2 separate regions of the Homo sapiens genome follow, and region 1 is linked to region 2. A link is an interaction called in ENCODE POLR2A ChIA-PET data of the cell type or tissue named here. Cell type or tissue: A673. All regions are shown on one strand. Region 1 overlaps FBXO34 (F-box protein 34). Region 2 has its middle 20 kb from the start of LGALS3.

Evidence for each region. Peaks named below come from ENCODE experiments on the same cell type or tissue, not always from the same donor. Only the 100,000 strongest peaks of a DNase experiment are listed, where the experiment ranks them.
Region 1: POLR2A ChIA-PET joins it to region 2 with 7 read pairs; 5 of 35 experiments call an interaction of 5 or more read pairs at or near these places.

Annotation. Positions count from the first base shown.
Region 1 is chr14:55,318,901-55,326,900 of GRCh38, reverse strand. All of the region lies in intron 1 of FBXO34 (F-box protein 34), which reads right to left. Among named protein-coding and RNA genes, the nearest start is that of FBXO34-AS1, 51 kb to the right of the region's middle. In A673, no CTCF peak of the experiment used is centred here; no DNase peak of the experiment used is centred here.
Region 2 is chr14:55,105,311-55,113,310 of GRCh38, reverse strand. No RefSeq gene overlaps it. Among named protein-coding and RNA genes, the nearest start is that of LGALS3, 20 kb to the left of the region's middle. RefSeq lists enhancers at 5,152-5,251, 4,798-5,997. In A673, no CTCF peak of the experiment used is centred here; DNase peaks (open chromatin) are centred at 4,860 and 5,360; H3K27ac peaks cover 1,372 bases.

The DNA of each region.
Region 1 (8,000 bases), 210 kb before region 2:
TACAGAATAAAAATTATACCAGCTGTTTTAGGAAGTAAAATTATACCAACTGTTTTGTCCTCATTAACATCAAAACATCCCTAAAGTTTGTATTATTGAGAGTTTTCTATCCTGCATTTGAAATTCTCTCCTTCTCCTAAAAATAAAATGTAATGCTCTTTTTGATCATCGTATCCATAAACAAGAGATCTGACTAATCCAAAACGAATTATACTTTGATTTTCCTGGACTCTTAAATTCTATTCATAAGCTAAGAAACTAGATTGCCCTCTATTACGAGCTACTGGGAAATTTATTTCTTACGCTCTCTAAAAATCATTTTTGGACAGCAAGTCTCACATCTTGATCTATGATTTTTTCCTCCTCACCAAACCTGCTCCTCCAGACTTTAGCTTCAAACACAACTGCTAAGGAAAATCTCTAAGATGTAGGCCCCAAACAACCTTGTCCCACAGCAAGACCTAAGAAAAGGCACTTCAAAATCTAACACAACATATTTAGACCAAAGATTACCTGCAGCCCTCACCTAGGCAACTCGGCCGAAGTCTAAAAAAGCACATTTTACTTCTGCCTCATTTAATTATCTAGTCCCCCAGATCTTCCCTACTAGTTGTCTTTAATGTGAATGGGGAGAAAGGGGAGGAGACAGAGGGAGGGAAATGGACCTTAATAGGAAGCTGTGTGATTATCTTCAGAAATAAAGACTGGATTTGTTTCAGAGCTTTGTAATATGACAGAACCTCAACTCGGGGGATTTTACTTCCTCTACAAACTATCTCAGCTGTGCTTTGTGTATGCTAAGGATGTTTAGAAACACCTTGAATAGGCCATGCTGTCAAGTGTACAAAAAAGGTATTTGGATTGTTTTAGATCCTGAAACCAATGGACCAGAATCCTGCCCCACTTCAAGAATGAGTTGGCTCCTTGTTACCACGGTAATAAGCGCCCCATGAATGGGGATAATTTGCCACTTTGCTGAAAATTCAAGCATTCTATAGTTTTGGTTTTTTAACTGAGAAACGAGGTGGGAGGAGCAGCAGAACCAATTATAGAGTACATTTAAACAACACGTAAAGGAGTGTGTTTCTTGATTCTGAATAACAAGATTTTAAATCGTTTAGTTTACAGCCAGGCATGGTGGCTCACGCCTGTAATCCCAGCACTCTGGGAGGCCGAGGTGGGCGGCTCACCTGAGGTCGGGAGTTCAAGACCAGCCTGACCAACATGGAGAAACCCCATCTCTACTAAAAATACAAAATTAGCCGGGCGTGGTGGCACATGCCTGTAATCCCAGTTACTCAGGAGGCTGAGGCAGAAGAATTGCTTGAACCCAGGAGGCGGAGGTTGCGATGAGCCGAGATCGCGCCATTGCACTCCAGCCTGGGCAACAAGAGTGAAACTCCATCTCAAAAAAAAAATAATTTAGTTTACAAGAAAAAAGAAGGGAATAAGAGGACCAAAGAAAATAAACATGTTAGACTGTATTCTAACATGTACAGCTCTACACCATCACAACTTAGCACTGCAGATCTTTCAGAACAGATTTTCAGATTGCCCATAAACACACAAATCACATTAAAATATTTATAAGTCTAGAAGGTTCCTATGCAACAGTCTGGTTGGGAAGAAAAATCCACTAAAGTAACTAAGAACCAACTAAGGCAAATAGTACTGTGCAAGCCCAATGCTGCTAAAATATAACAGATTAAAGAAGCCATATGTCAACAAATTCTTATAGGGAAATAATAATATTCAGCACTATTAATAGACTGAATGTTCATTCCCCCACACCCAGGACACAATTCATATGTTGAAACTTAATCTGCAATGTGAAGGTATTTGGAGGTGGGGCCTGTGGGAGACAACTGGGTCATAAGGATGGAGCCTTTGTGAATAGGATTAGTGCCCTTATGAGACCCAGAGAGCTCACTCGTCCTTTCGGAGATGATCATCTAAGTGCCAGGATGCAGGCCCTCATCAGACTCCAAATCTGCTGCTGCCTTGATCTGAGACTTCTCAGACTCCAGACTGTTCAAATAAATTTCTGTTGTATATAAACCACCCAGTGTATGGTGTTCTATAATAGCAGCCCAAACAGACTAAGACAAGCACTTATTCCTGATAAAAATTCTTAGCAAACTAGGGATAGAGGAAAACTTCTTTTCCTTTAATAAAAGGCACCCATCAGAAACAGAAAATAGCATACACACAATGGCAAAATATTAAAAACAGTCCTATACAGAGCTAGAAATAAAGATGCCAGCTATCATATTACTGAGAAAAAAAAATCTATCATTACTTGCAAACTACATGTTATGTGGGGCTTTCAAGTTAAACCAACAAATTAAAAATTATTTAGTCTAGTCTAACAGTAACCTCAATAAACTTAAGAGATAAAACATCAACATTAAAAAAAAAAAACTTAAAGAACTGCCACACGACCCAGCAATTCCACTGCTAGGTATATACCCAAAAGATCTCAAACCAATAATTATATACAAATGTTTATAGCAGCACTACTCAGAATAGATAAAAGGTGGTGACAACCCTTCTGTCTACCAAGAGATAAATGGGTAAACAAACTGTGGTACAAGTATACAATGGAATATTAATTCAGCCATCAAAAGGAATTAAGTACTGATATCCACTACAACATGGATAAACCTTGAAGACATCATGCTAAGTGAAAGAAGCCAGAAACAAAAGGCACATACTATATGATTCTATTTGTATGAAGTGTCCAGAAGAAGCAATTCTATAGACAGAAAGTACAACAGTTGTTGCCTAGGGCAACCACTGGGGGGGAGGAGGGAATGCAGGGTAACTGCTAATGGGTATGGAGTTACCCATTTTGTCACCCATGGGGGTGACAAAAATGTTCTATAATTAAACAGTGGTGATAAGTGCACAACTTTGTGAATACACTAAACACCAGTGAACTGTACACTTTCAAAGGGTGAATTTTGTGGTATGTGATTAATATCTAAATTTTTAAATAAATCAGTAACATCAGCAGTGGGAAAAATTTAACAACTCCCAAAATGGGCTATAGTAATCAAGACAGTATGGCAGCAGTACAGAAATAAGTGGTTCAATAAACTGAACCTCAAATGATTAAGAAGACATCAAGTAAATGGGAAATGCAAGATGTTTGAATAAATTGAGAAAACTGGATCTCTGAGTGAAAAGATACAGGCCTACATCATAAACAAAAATTTTTGGCCAAGCGCCATGGCTCACACCTTTAATCCCAGCACTTTGGAAGGCTGAGGCAGGCGGATCATGACGTCAGGAGATTGAGACCATCCTGGCCAACATAGTGAAACTCCGTCTCTACTAAAAATGCAAAAATTAGCTGGACGTGGTGGCACGTGCCTGTAATCCCAGCTACTCGGGAGGCTGAGGCAGGAGAATCACTTGAATCACAGACTCGAAGACCGCAGTGAGCCAAGATCACACTATAGCACTCAAGCCTGGGGACAGAGCGAGATTACATCTCAAAAAAATAAAAAATAAATAAATTTAAAGGGGGGCCAGGTCAGGGGGTGGCTCACGCATATAATCCCAGTACTTTGGGAGGCCAAAAAGGAAAGATCAGTTGAGGCCAGGAGCTTGAGACTAGCTTGGGCAACATAAGTGAGACTCTGTCTCTAAAAAAAAAAAAAAAAAAAAAAATATATATTTTTTTTTTTTTTTTTTTTTTTTTTTTTTTTTTTGAGACAGAGTCTCACTCTGTCGCCCAGGCTGGAGTGCAGTGGTGTGATCTCAGGTCACTGCAAGCTCTGCCTCCCGGGTTCACGCCATTCTCCTGCCTCAGCCTCCCGACTAGCTGGGACTACAGGCACCCACCATCATGCCCGTTTTTGCTTTTTTTTTTTTTTTTGTATTTTTAGTAGAGATGGGGTTTCACCGTGTTAGCCGGGATGGTCTCGATCTCCTGACCTCGTGATCCGCCCACCTCAGCCTCCCAAAGTGCTGGGATTACAGGCGTGAGCCACCGTGCCCGGCCAAAAAAATAATTTTAGTAAAAAAATTTTTAATGGCACACTGAGTAAAATGTAAAATCCAACACTGTCAAATATGGTAGAATGCTTTATAATCTTAGTTGGGTAACTCCTCCTTCCTAAAGATATAAATTACTGACATATCTAAATATAAACGTTAAACTTTTATTTGGAAAAAAGACACCATAAAGTTAAAACACAAGCAAAAGAATGGGACAATAATATTTGCAATATGCACAAAAGGTTAATTTCCATGACACTGGCCAGGCATGGTGGCTCATGCCTGTAGTCCCAGCATTTTGGGAAGCCCAGGTGAGAGGATCACTTGAGCCCAGGAATTCCAGACCAGCCTAGGGAACAGAGCGAGACCCCGTCTCATCAAAAATATATAAATTGTTTTTTAAAATTTTCCATGACATTAAATCAGTTACTGAAGCCAATGGTGGGGGAGGAGAGAGACAATACTTTAGCATAATGCTGCTATTGGTGTAAAAACTGAAAAGACTATATGTAGTTTGCAAATACACAGAAAGATGTCTTTTTTTGTTGTTGTTGTTGCTTGTTTGTATTTTTTTTTTTTTTTTTTTGAGACAGAGTCTTGCTCTGTTGCCCAGGCTGGAGTGCAGTGGCGTGATCTCGGCTCACTGCAAGCTCCGCCTCCCGGGTTCACGCCATTCTCTTGCCTCAGCCTCCTAAGTAGCTGGGACTACAGGCGCCCGCCACCACGCCCAGCTAATTTTTTCTTTTTTTAGTAGAGACGAGGTTTCACCGTGGTCTCGATCTCCTGACCTCGTGATCCGCTCGCCTCAGCCTCCCAAAGTGCTGGGATTACAGGCGTGAGCCACCACGCCCAGCTGAAAGATGTCTTATATAATAACTGGCAAACTGGATATTTGCGGAGGCAAGTTAGAGATTTTTTTGCAGCTATTTCAATGTGGTTTGAATTTCTGATCACAAATACATGTTAAATTGTATAATTTCAAAAACAATTTTAAACGGAAAAGCATCTGAAAGGCAAAACTGTAGGGATCTGAGGTCCACTAAAGATGAGTATTTTTGACAGATCCCTGCGGCAGCTTTACAGAGAATGGACATAAGAGGCAAATAGGTATTGATTCACTTTCTCCATTCGACAGATGAAAACCTACTGTGCCTTGGTACTGAGCTAAGCACTGGGACCAGTCAGAAACACTGCAAGCTGGCTGGATGCAGTGGCTCACGCCTGTAATCCCAACACTTTGGGAGGCTGAGGCGGGCAGATCATTTGATGTCAGCAGTTTGAAACCAGCCTGGCCAACATGGTGAAATCCCATCTCTACAAAAAATATGAAACTTAGCCGGGGGTGGTGGCATTTGGCTGTAATCCCAGCTACTCAGGAGGCTGAGGTGGGAGGATCACTGGAACCCAGGAGGTAGAGGTTGCAGTGAGCTGAAATCCCTCCAGCCTGAGCAACAGAGGGAGACCCTGTCTCCAAAAAAAAAAAAAGAAACATTGCAAGTTGTCTCAGTAAAAGGTCATATGTAACTACTTTGGGCAACAATGCAAGGGAGCCAGGGAATAGAAGGCATCTGTTCTTTGCAGGTGGGGGGTGTGGGATGTGTAAAGCACGTGCCATTTTAAGGCATTTGTGGACAATATCCTTCTGATATTCCTTATATTACAAGATGGCCAAATATTCCTGATAAGTATCATCTATTTTTTGACAAGTCACTGAATTAAAAAAAAAAAAAACCGCCCATATCAGCCTTGCTTTTACAAGTAACTCTTATTTTTAAGATTCTTTGACTTTGGAAAGTCCACATTCTAAAAAGTCTCTGAATGAAGGAATTCCAAAGCTACCCTTGGTCATTTTCTCTGTGTCCACTGTTTATTTTTTGGTTTTCTCAAAAGATGAATAAAAAAGAAAACTATAACAAAATTAATATTTAACCCAAAGGAAAAATATTTTAGTGAACCAGAGGTATTTTTAATTATGATTTAATCCACATTGGTTTCTTTTTACAGCTGACATGTTCCCATTTTATAACAGCCATCTGCTATCTCAACAGTATCCCAGATTTAACAAAAGTTTTAACAAAGACTATGACTATACATTAAAATTATTCAACTTTCTCACCTTAAAACTTTATATATATATTTTAGACGGAGTCTTGCTCTGTCACACAGGCTGGAGTGCAGTGGCAGATCTCGACTTACCGCAAGCTCCACCTCCCGGGTTCACACCATTCTCCTGCCTCAGCCTCCCGGGTAGCTGGGACTACAGGCGCCCACTACCACACCCGGCTAATTTTTGTGTGTGTGTATTTTTAGTAGAGACGGGGTTTCACCGTGTTAACCAGGATGGTCTCGATCTCCTGACCTCGTGATCTGCCCGCCTCAGCCTCCCAAAGTGCTGGGATTACAGGCGTGAGCCACCACACCTGGCCAAAACTTATTTTTTTAAAAGCACCCAGTATTAGCAAAGAGACAGGAAAAAAGAATCTGCTGATATGTTTGGCAAAAAATTCACCCTACCATTTAGCTTTGGGCAGCTAACCACTTTCCCATCTAGGCTGAGAAAGGAGCTTGTCTTGTCTGAGGCTGCTGGTCAAAGCACACAATCACCGTCGCCTTGACAAAGTCAACCGCCTGAGCAAGTTTATCATAAACCTATCATAATTCTCCCCAAACCATGCCAATGAGTTCCCTCCTTGCTGGTAGATTTCCTCTTTCAAATGCACGCTTCAGGCAATGCCAAGGTAGATGCAGGTCTGCTTTGAGAAAAGATTATGGCAAGCATGGCAGTTAAAGGACCTGGATAACCTGAGGCGGTCCAATTGCATACATTTTTTTTTTCACTTAAGGTGATTTGTTAAATATGCCTTTCAAGGTGATTTAACAGTTGTACCCTTAAAGGAGTTTCCTATGAAAGTTCAGGAAAAATTGGCCAGGTGTGGTGGCTCATGCCTGTAATCCTAGCACTTTAGGAGGCTGAGGTGGGTAGATCACAAGGTCAGATCAAGACCATCCTGGCTAACACGGTGAAACCCCGTCTCTACTAAAAATACAAAAAATTAGCTGGGCGTGGTGGCGGGCACCCATAGTCCCAGCTACTTGGGAGGCTGAGGCAGGAGAATGGCGTAAACCCGGGAGGCAGAGCTTGCAGTGAGCCGAGATTGCGCCACTGCACTCCAGCCTGGCGACAGAGCCAGACTCCATCTAAAAAAAGAAAGTTCAGGAAAAATAAATCCTTTCACACACTATATAGAATGTTGGTCCTGTGCATACAATCACATGAAAAAACCTGGACTAATTCTCCTGCCACCCATTCAGGGAAAGAGAATCCCAGGGTTATCACCAAAAATTACAAAGGATTAAAAACAAAACAGCCATTAACCCATACAGAGTCATCATATAAACTGAAAACAACTCAAACACAAACCATAGTGAGGGAAGAAGGACAGAATGGAAAGAAGAAGAACAAAAAGTTGTTGCCAGAAGTCCTTTCTATATAAATGCTTAATAAAATTTGGCAACTGGATATTTCTGTATACTGGATTTTTAAAAATAATTACCATCTTCACAACTTTGAAAGAGAAGGTTCACCTAAAAATCGATCACATGTACACTGTATGATAGGTACAGTGTCAAAAGAAACTTGAACAGGTATTTATTTCTTTTAGATACAGCTGTCATTGTCTTGAACCACAAAAATCTTCTTTTAAAAAAAGTGTAAATATGTGCATTCCTCAATAAAGGAATCCAGGAGTTTCTTAAGTGCCTAACAGACCCACATTCCCCCTTCTTAATCCATAGGAATAATAGGCAAATTTTCCTACTTAAATTTCCACCTTCATATCCTATGACCCTTCTACACTGGCCATCAACAACAAAACCATCAACAAATAGACAAAGGAGAACTTAGTGGACTGTGAGATGACCTAGTGTGAAATTAAGCACAATGAGAGTCTAACCAACTCAATAACATGAAATCCCATGGAGACAGTCACAAGACT
Region 2 (8,000 bases):
AAAGACTGACGGAAGGACACACAGCAATCATCAAATACTGGATTAGTTGAGGTCCCAGCAGGAGACAGAATCCACTCAGATGGCTTCAATGAAGAGTCCTAAGTGGGCGGGGCACGGTGGCTCACGCCTGTAATCCCAGCACTTTGGGAAGCTGAGGTGGGCAGATCACCTGAGGATAGGAGTTCGAGACCAGCCTGGCCAACATGGTGAAACCCCGTCTCTACTGAAAATACAAAAATTAGCCGGGCATGGTGGTGGGTGCCTGTAATCCCAGCTACTTGGGAGGCTGAGGCAGGAGAATCGCTTGAACCCAGGAGGCAGAGGTTGCAGTGAGCTGAGATCACGCCACTGCACTCCAGCCTGGGCGACAGAGCGAGACTCCATCTCAAAAAAAGAAAAATAAGTAAAATAAAAATAAAATAAAATAAAAAGTGTCCTGAGTGAAGGGAGGATTTCCAGAGCTGTAGGCAGGTTGAAAGGAACCAGCCTGGGATCATGAGGCCCTCAGAGGCTAATCACAGTAGGAAGCTCTTCCTCTCAGATTCCCTTGGGCCCCAAGCTTGCAGGACAGCCCTTCCCCACCTTCCCATCCACTCCCCCATCCCCAAACCAGCACACAACTGCTATTTGGCTTGTCACCATCACTGTTTCTCTTGCTACTATTATTTCTATCCTCATCATCACCCTTACCAATGCCAAGGGCTTTATACACATTCTCACTTAAACATTTTTACCTCAAGAGTTGGTGTTGGGCTGGGAGTGGTGGCTCATGCCTGTAATCCCAGCACTTTGGGAGGCCGAGGCAGGTGGATCACTTGAGGTCAGGAGTTCAAGACCAGCCTGGCCAACATGATGAAACCCCATCCCTACAAAAATACAAAAGTTAGCCAGGTGCTGTGGTGCATGCCTGTGGTCCCAGGTACTCTGGAGGTTGAGGCAGGAGAATCTCTCGTCCGGGAGGCAGAGGTTGCAGTGAGCCAAGACGGTGCCACTGCACTCCAACCTGGGTGACACAGTGAGATTCCGTCTCAAAAAAAAAAAAGAGTTGGTATCATGCCAGACCCCTATTAACCCCAATAGGGATGGCATCAGGTTCAAGAGGCTGAAGAAGAGACCCAAAGCCAATAGATGAGATAGGGGGTTTATTGAGAGGAACTTATACAGGGTGGTCCAGTGGCAGCAGGCTGGGCCAGAGAAGCACCAGCACCTACAGAAAGCATGCAGTTTCTATAGTGTTTACATTTAGTACCCTTCCCCTAACAACCTCCACCTGGCAACCTTCATTTAACCCAAAACAAAGGGCCTTGATCCCCTGCACAGCCCATTCCACAGGATGGCCCAGGCTCTCAGATGTTCCTCATAGATAAAATATAATGATGCCGGGCGTGGTGGCTCACGCCTATAATCCCAGCACTTTGGGAGGCCGAGGCAGGCAGATCACTTGAGGTGAGGAGTTCAAGACCAGCCTGGCCAACATGGCGAAACCCTGTCTCTACTAAAAATACAAAAATTAGCCAGGCGTGGTGGTGCGGGCCTGTAACCCCAGCTACTGAGGAGGCTGAGGCAGGAGAATGGCTTGAACCCAGGAGGCAGAGGTTGCAGCCTGGGTGACAGAGCAAGACTCTGTCTCAAAAATAAAATAAAAAAAGATATAATGAATCTTTGGGTTGGCCGCACTGGGAACTCTGAACACACATTCAGGTGCATCTGCCATACAGGGTCATTCTCAGGGTAGGCTTAAGTTATTACTGTCAGGTGCTTCTGCCACGCACAGGTGCATCTACCATACGCCCCACCCCAGCACGCCCTTGAATAGCTCTCATAGTCTCATCACATTCCCTGGGGCCAGATATACAGAGGAGCACTGGCACCAGCGCAGCAGCAACACAAACCACCACAACAAAAAGAACAATGAATACGACAGAAGGTTCTCCCAAGCTCTTGGGAGCTCATCTTGGATGTGCCACAGCAAGCCCCTGGTGGAGGAAAGGGGCGGCTCTTTGTAGGCTCAACAGTCCATTTTGTCCTGAAGAGAAGCCACCATCTGTGCCCAGTTGGACCGTTGCTTGTGCTGTGAGCTCAGCCTCTATGGCTCCTTAGAGCATGGTCCGAAGCGGCCAGCCAACTACAGCTGCCACAGCTCAGGAATCTGAGCCTTGCTCAGTCAGATCTACCCCCTGCAACTACCCTTCCAGACCTTTCAGTGTTTGCAGAGCATCCCTGTACTCACACATTAGGCCCAATCCATCAAGGATAGCGGCTCTTGGGCCCCATATAGACATGGACAGCCAACCTGGGATTTCCCCCTGCAGATCTCCCCTTTTCCAATCTCATCATCTGGGGCTTTTCTCCCACCTCCTGCTGGGCTCACCACCTATCATACTGGACCCCATTAACTCCAGTAGGTCAGGATGTTACTTTTGGGACTAGAAAAAAATTAAAAATTTAAAATATTTTAAAAATTAAAAAAAAAAAAAACTTCCAGTGGGGATGGTGCCATGTCTGAGAGGCCAAAGAAGAGACCCAGCGAATGAGACATAGGGTTATTTTTTTGTTCTTTTTCTTTTTTTTTTTTTCACTAGAGATGGGCCTTGCTATATTGCCCAGGCTGCTTTCAATCTCCTGGGCTCAAGGGATCCTCCTGCCTCAGCCTCCCAACGTGCTGGGATTATAAGCAGGAGCCACTGCACACAGCCAACATAGAGTTTATTGAAGGGCACTTACATAAAGAGTGGTCTGATGGAGGTGAACTGGACAGGAGAATTGCCACTGCTTGTAAAAATGCATGCAGTTGGCCAAGCGCGGTGGCTCACGCCTGTAATCCCAGCACTTTGGGAGACCGAGGCGGGAGGATCACAAGGTCAGGAGATCGAGACCATCATGGCTAACACGGTGAAACTCCATCTCTACTAAAAATATAAAAAATTAGCCGGGCGCAGTGGTGGGCGCCTGTAGTCCCAGCTACTTGGGAGTCTGAGGCAGGAGAATGGCTTGAACCTGGGAGGCGGAGCTTGCAGTGAGCCGAGATCGTGCCACTCCACTCCAGCCTGGGCAACAGAGAGAGACTCCATCTCAAAAAAAAAAAAAAAAAAAAAAAAGCATGCAGTTTATATAGCATTTTCACTTAACACCCATCCCCTGACAACCACCACCTGGCAACCTTCACTTAAACCAACACAAAGGGCCTTGATCCCCTCTACAGCATTCCATGGTCAGGACAAGAGCTCAGATGTTCCTTATAGATAAGGAATGAATCTCTGAGTTGGCATGCTTGGGACTCAGCATACACATTCAGGTGCATCTGCCATACAGTGTCATTCTCAGGGAATGTTTAGGTTATTGCTGTCAGGCGTGTCTCCCATACACAGATGTGTCTACCATACAGTTGGTCCTATCTTTTTTTTTTTTTTTTTTTTTTTTTTGAGACAGGATCTTGCTCTTTCACCCAGGCTAGAGTGCAGTGGTGTGATCATAGCTCACTGCAGCCTTGAATTCATGGGCTCAGGCGATCTTCCCACCTCAGCCTCCTAAGTAGCTAGGACCACAGGTGTGTGCCACCACACCTGGATAATTTTTTATATTTTTTGTAGAGATGGGGGTCTTGCCATGTTGCTGAGGCTGATCTCAAACTCTTGGCCTCAAGTGATCCATCCACCTCAACTTCCCAAAGTGCTGGGATTACAGGCAAGAGCTGCTGCTTCTGGCTAAGAGCTAGTCCTGTCATTATTACAAATTTACAAATAAAGAAATTGAAACTGGACTGGCCACAGTGGCTCATGCCTGTAATCCCAACACTTTGGGAGGCTGAGGCAGGTGGATCACCTGAGGTCAGGAGGTGGCTCATGCCTGTAATCCCAGCACTTTGGGAGGCCAAGGTGGGTGATGGCTTGAGCCCAGGGCTTCAAGACCAGCCTGGGCAACATGGTGAAACACCATCTCTACAAAAAATACAAAAATTAGCCAGGTGTGATGGTGCACACGTGTATCTCAGCTACTTGGGAGGCTAAGGTGGGAGGATCCCTTGATTCCAGGAGGTGGAGGTTGCAGTGAGCTGAGATCACGCCACTGCACTCCAGCCTGGGTGACAGAGAGAGATCCTGTCTCAAAACAAAACAAACAAGCAAAAAAAAAAAAACTCGGCCAAGTTCACAGTTAGTAAACGACAAAGTTGGAATATGAAGCCAGGCATCTTCTTGATCACTCCTAATCACTATAGTGTACTACTAATTACCAAGAAATAGACAATAACAAAGGTAGCAAATAACAAGGCAGGTAACCAAGCATAGTCATCAGTGATGTCGCACACTGTGAGTGGGACCAGGCCTCTCATAATCCTGCTTCCCTAATTTCTTCTTAGAAGCTCTAGTGGGACTCAGCCGGAAGCTGTGGCTTATGCCAGTGATCCCAACACTTTAGGAGGCCAAGGCAGGAGAATCATGAGGTCAGGAGTTCGAGACCAGCCTGGCCGACATAGTGAAACCCTGTCTCTACTAAAAATACAAAAATTAGCTGGGCATGGTGGTGCACATCTGTAGTCCCATCTGCTCAGGAGGCTGGGGCAACAGAATCGCTTGAACCCGGGAGGCGGAGCTTGCAGTGAGCCGAGATGGTGCCACTGCACTCCAGCGTGGATAACAGAGTGAGACTCCGTATCAAAAAAAAAAAAAAAAAAGAAGCTCTAGTGGGACTTATATCTGGAAAATCCCTCTCCCACTCTCTCACGGCCCACAGGATTGGCTGCTGGAGTCATAATTTCTCATGTTAGCCTGGAGTGAAATTGGATTACCCTAGTTAGGGACCTTGCACCCAGCAGCGTCTTTCAGAACCTCCTCCCCAGTGTTCATGTGGTTAGGGACTGTTCTACTCAGCAGTTGCCCAGCAGTTGCTTTAAGTAGACAGGCTGTTGTCTGGTGACTCATCTGGGGCCTCAGGAGGCTTCGTGGACGGCAAGCTGCCTTCTGCTCCCTTGCTCCTCTCCCCTCGCCCTCCTCCGTGGAAGTCCTGCCAGGAAGCCCATGGTCCAGCTCACGTCTTTGCTCAGGTGCCTCTGCCATGTGTTACCTAACTAGGGCTAAGGCTGGTTCTATCCTACTTCAGACAGTCCAAACAACTCTGAACTTCATTTTCCAGCAGCTGAGTGGCCCTAGGACCCAGGGCCTGTCGGCCTTCTCCTGTGCCTCCACCCGCCCACGCTGACCACTGTCCTACAGGTCAGAAGCAACCACTCCCACCCCCACTCCCCGCCTCTCAGTAGGTCTCTTCTCACGGCAGAAGGCCCCAGTGGCCTGCTCCGCTCAGGGATCCAAGCCTGCGGAGGACTGAGCCAGGGCTCCCCAGCTCACGCCTGCAGCCTCGTGCTGCTGCCTGATGACTCATCCTCATGCCCATGACTTCCTCCCACGCTTTATTTCAGGAAATTACTTTGGAGAATGACCTCGATTTTTTTTTAAACAATAGAAAAATACTTTTCATCTACAGGGAACAAGCGACAATCCCCAATGCTATTAACTGTTCCGACCCCTGCAAAAGAGGCTTTATAAAACCAGGCTAACAAGGACAAGGAAGGGGCAAATAGGGCTGTCCTGGTGAAAGTGGAAGAACGTTAACCATTTTGCTTCAAATAGAATAGGAAAGGAACAAGGGCAGTCAAGAAGAATGTAAACCTGAGAGAAATCGCATGTTAAGAGAAGCTCATCCAGCTACTTGAAGTGCCATCAAGTCTCTATGCCCAGACAAATTATGTCCTTGGGTGTGGGTTGCAAATTTTTTAGTAGTGTAACTTTTTCAGATAAATCTTAGAAGAACTCTAATTTAAAAATACCGGCCAGGCGCAGGTGGCTTACGCCTGTAATCCCAGCACTTTGGGAGGCCAAGGTGGGTGGATCACCTGAGGTAGGCAGTTCAAGACCAGCCTGGCCAACATGGTGAAACCCTATCTCTACTAAAAATACAAAAATTAGCTGGGCGTGTTGATGGACGTCTGTAATCCCAGCTACTCAGGAGGCTGAGGCAGGAGAATTGCTTGAACCCGCGAGGTGGAGGTTGCAGTGAGCTGATCGCGCCACTGCACTCCAGCCTGGGGGACAGAGCGAGACTCCATCTAAAAAAATAGACATAAAAATACCAAGGAGGCCGGGCGCAGTGGCTCACGCCTGTAACCCCAGCACTTTGGGAGGCTGAGGCGGGCAGATCGCTTGAGGCCAGGAGTTCCAGACCGGCCTGGACAACATGGCGAGACCCCACCTCTACAAAAACACAAGAATTACCTGGGTGTGGTGGTGGGCGCCTGTAATCCCAGTTACTGGGGAGGGTGAGACAGGACAATCACTTGAACCAGGAGGTGGAGGTTGTAGTGAGCCGAGATCAAGCCACTGTACTCCAGCCTGGGCAACAGAGTGAGACTCTGTCTCAAAAAACAATAAAAGATAAAAACACAAAAGAAATAATTTATGAATCTACATTTAAGTTAAAATTCATTTAGCATTCACTTCTCATAAAGTCAATCTATGAGAAAAATTACCATTTTGATGAACACCAAAATTTGAAATAATACAGGCATAACCATTGCAATCTTTTATCAAGCTCAGCATTTAATTTACTTCATATTGTTTTAGTTGCAAAAGATAAACACATATTTAAAAACAGCTTGCCTTGTCATTTATCTCATCTTAAAACTGATCCAATTTGGAAAAGGAATACCAGAACGTTTTTTAACTTTCAAAGTGAATTATTAAGACCACTGAAGCTGGATGCCATGGCTTATGCCTGTAATCCCAACACTTTGGGAGACCAAGGCAAGAGAATCACTTAAGTCCAGAAGTTTGAGATCAGCCTGGGCAACATAGTGAGACTTTGTGCAAAAAAGTTTATAAATTAACTGGATGTGGTACTTGGGAGGCTGAAGGTACTTGACCTCACTTGAGCCTGGGAGGTCGAGGCTGCAGTGAGCCTAGATCGTGCCACTGCATTCCAGCCTGGGTGACCAAGGAAGACCTTGTCTCAAACAAACAAACAAAAAAAGACTATTAAATTTCTTGTCCTAAATAAAAAGTTGGACACAAAACACAAAATACTCAAAACTTTTCATAAGCAGTAGAGCCTCAGGGTGGGTTACACATCGCTCGTGAATGCACAACTGAGGCATGACAAGAATATGAACCAAAAATCCTGAGCCTTGTGCAGCAGTTGTCTTCTCGGGAACATTGTCGCAGGAACAGATAGAAAAGGCCAGGGCAGACCCCTAACCTTCCTAATCAGTGGCACAACTCAGTAATTTTTGATGATGGAAGTAAGAATAGTAACAAGAGGCGGTGCTCTTGACTTGGAAGGGACACAAGGAAACTTTCCAGAGTGTTGGACACTGTCTATATCTTGTTATACGTAGTGATTATATGGAGTATATATGTGGGAAAATTCATGAGCTATACGCTTAAGAATTGTGCATTCTGCTGTAGATTAATTATACTTCAATGTCCTGTTAGCTGAAAGAGTCAGTGAAAGAGAGAGGGACAGAGAGAGAGGCAGGGAGGAAAGAAGGAAGGGCCCAGAAAGCTTCAATCCAAGATTTGCTCAAAAGACTGCCAGCAAAAGTTATGTGCCAGCATTATTATAATTTGGTACCTAGCACAGCAACACATTGTGTTTTCAGTTATAGGTTTTTAAATTTTTTTATTTTCATTTTTGTTTATTCTTTTGAGACAGAGTCTCTTAAGCCTCCCAGGTTCAAGTGATTCTCCTGCTTCAGCCTCCCAAGTAGCTGGGATTACAGGTGTCTGCCACCATGCCTGGCTAATTTTTGTATTTTTTTTTTTTTTTTAGTAGAGAGGAATTTCACCATGTTGGCCAGGCTGGTCTTGAACTCCTGACCGCAAGTGATCCACCCGCCTTGGCCTCCCCAAGTACTCGGATTACAGGCATGAACCACCAGGTTAAAGAAAAAAAATTTTTTTTAATGGAGGCTGGGTGCAGTGGCATACTCCTATAATCCCAGCACTTCGGGA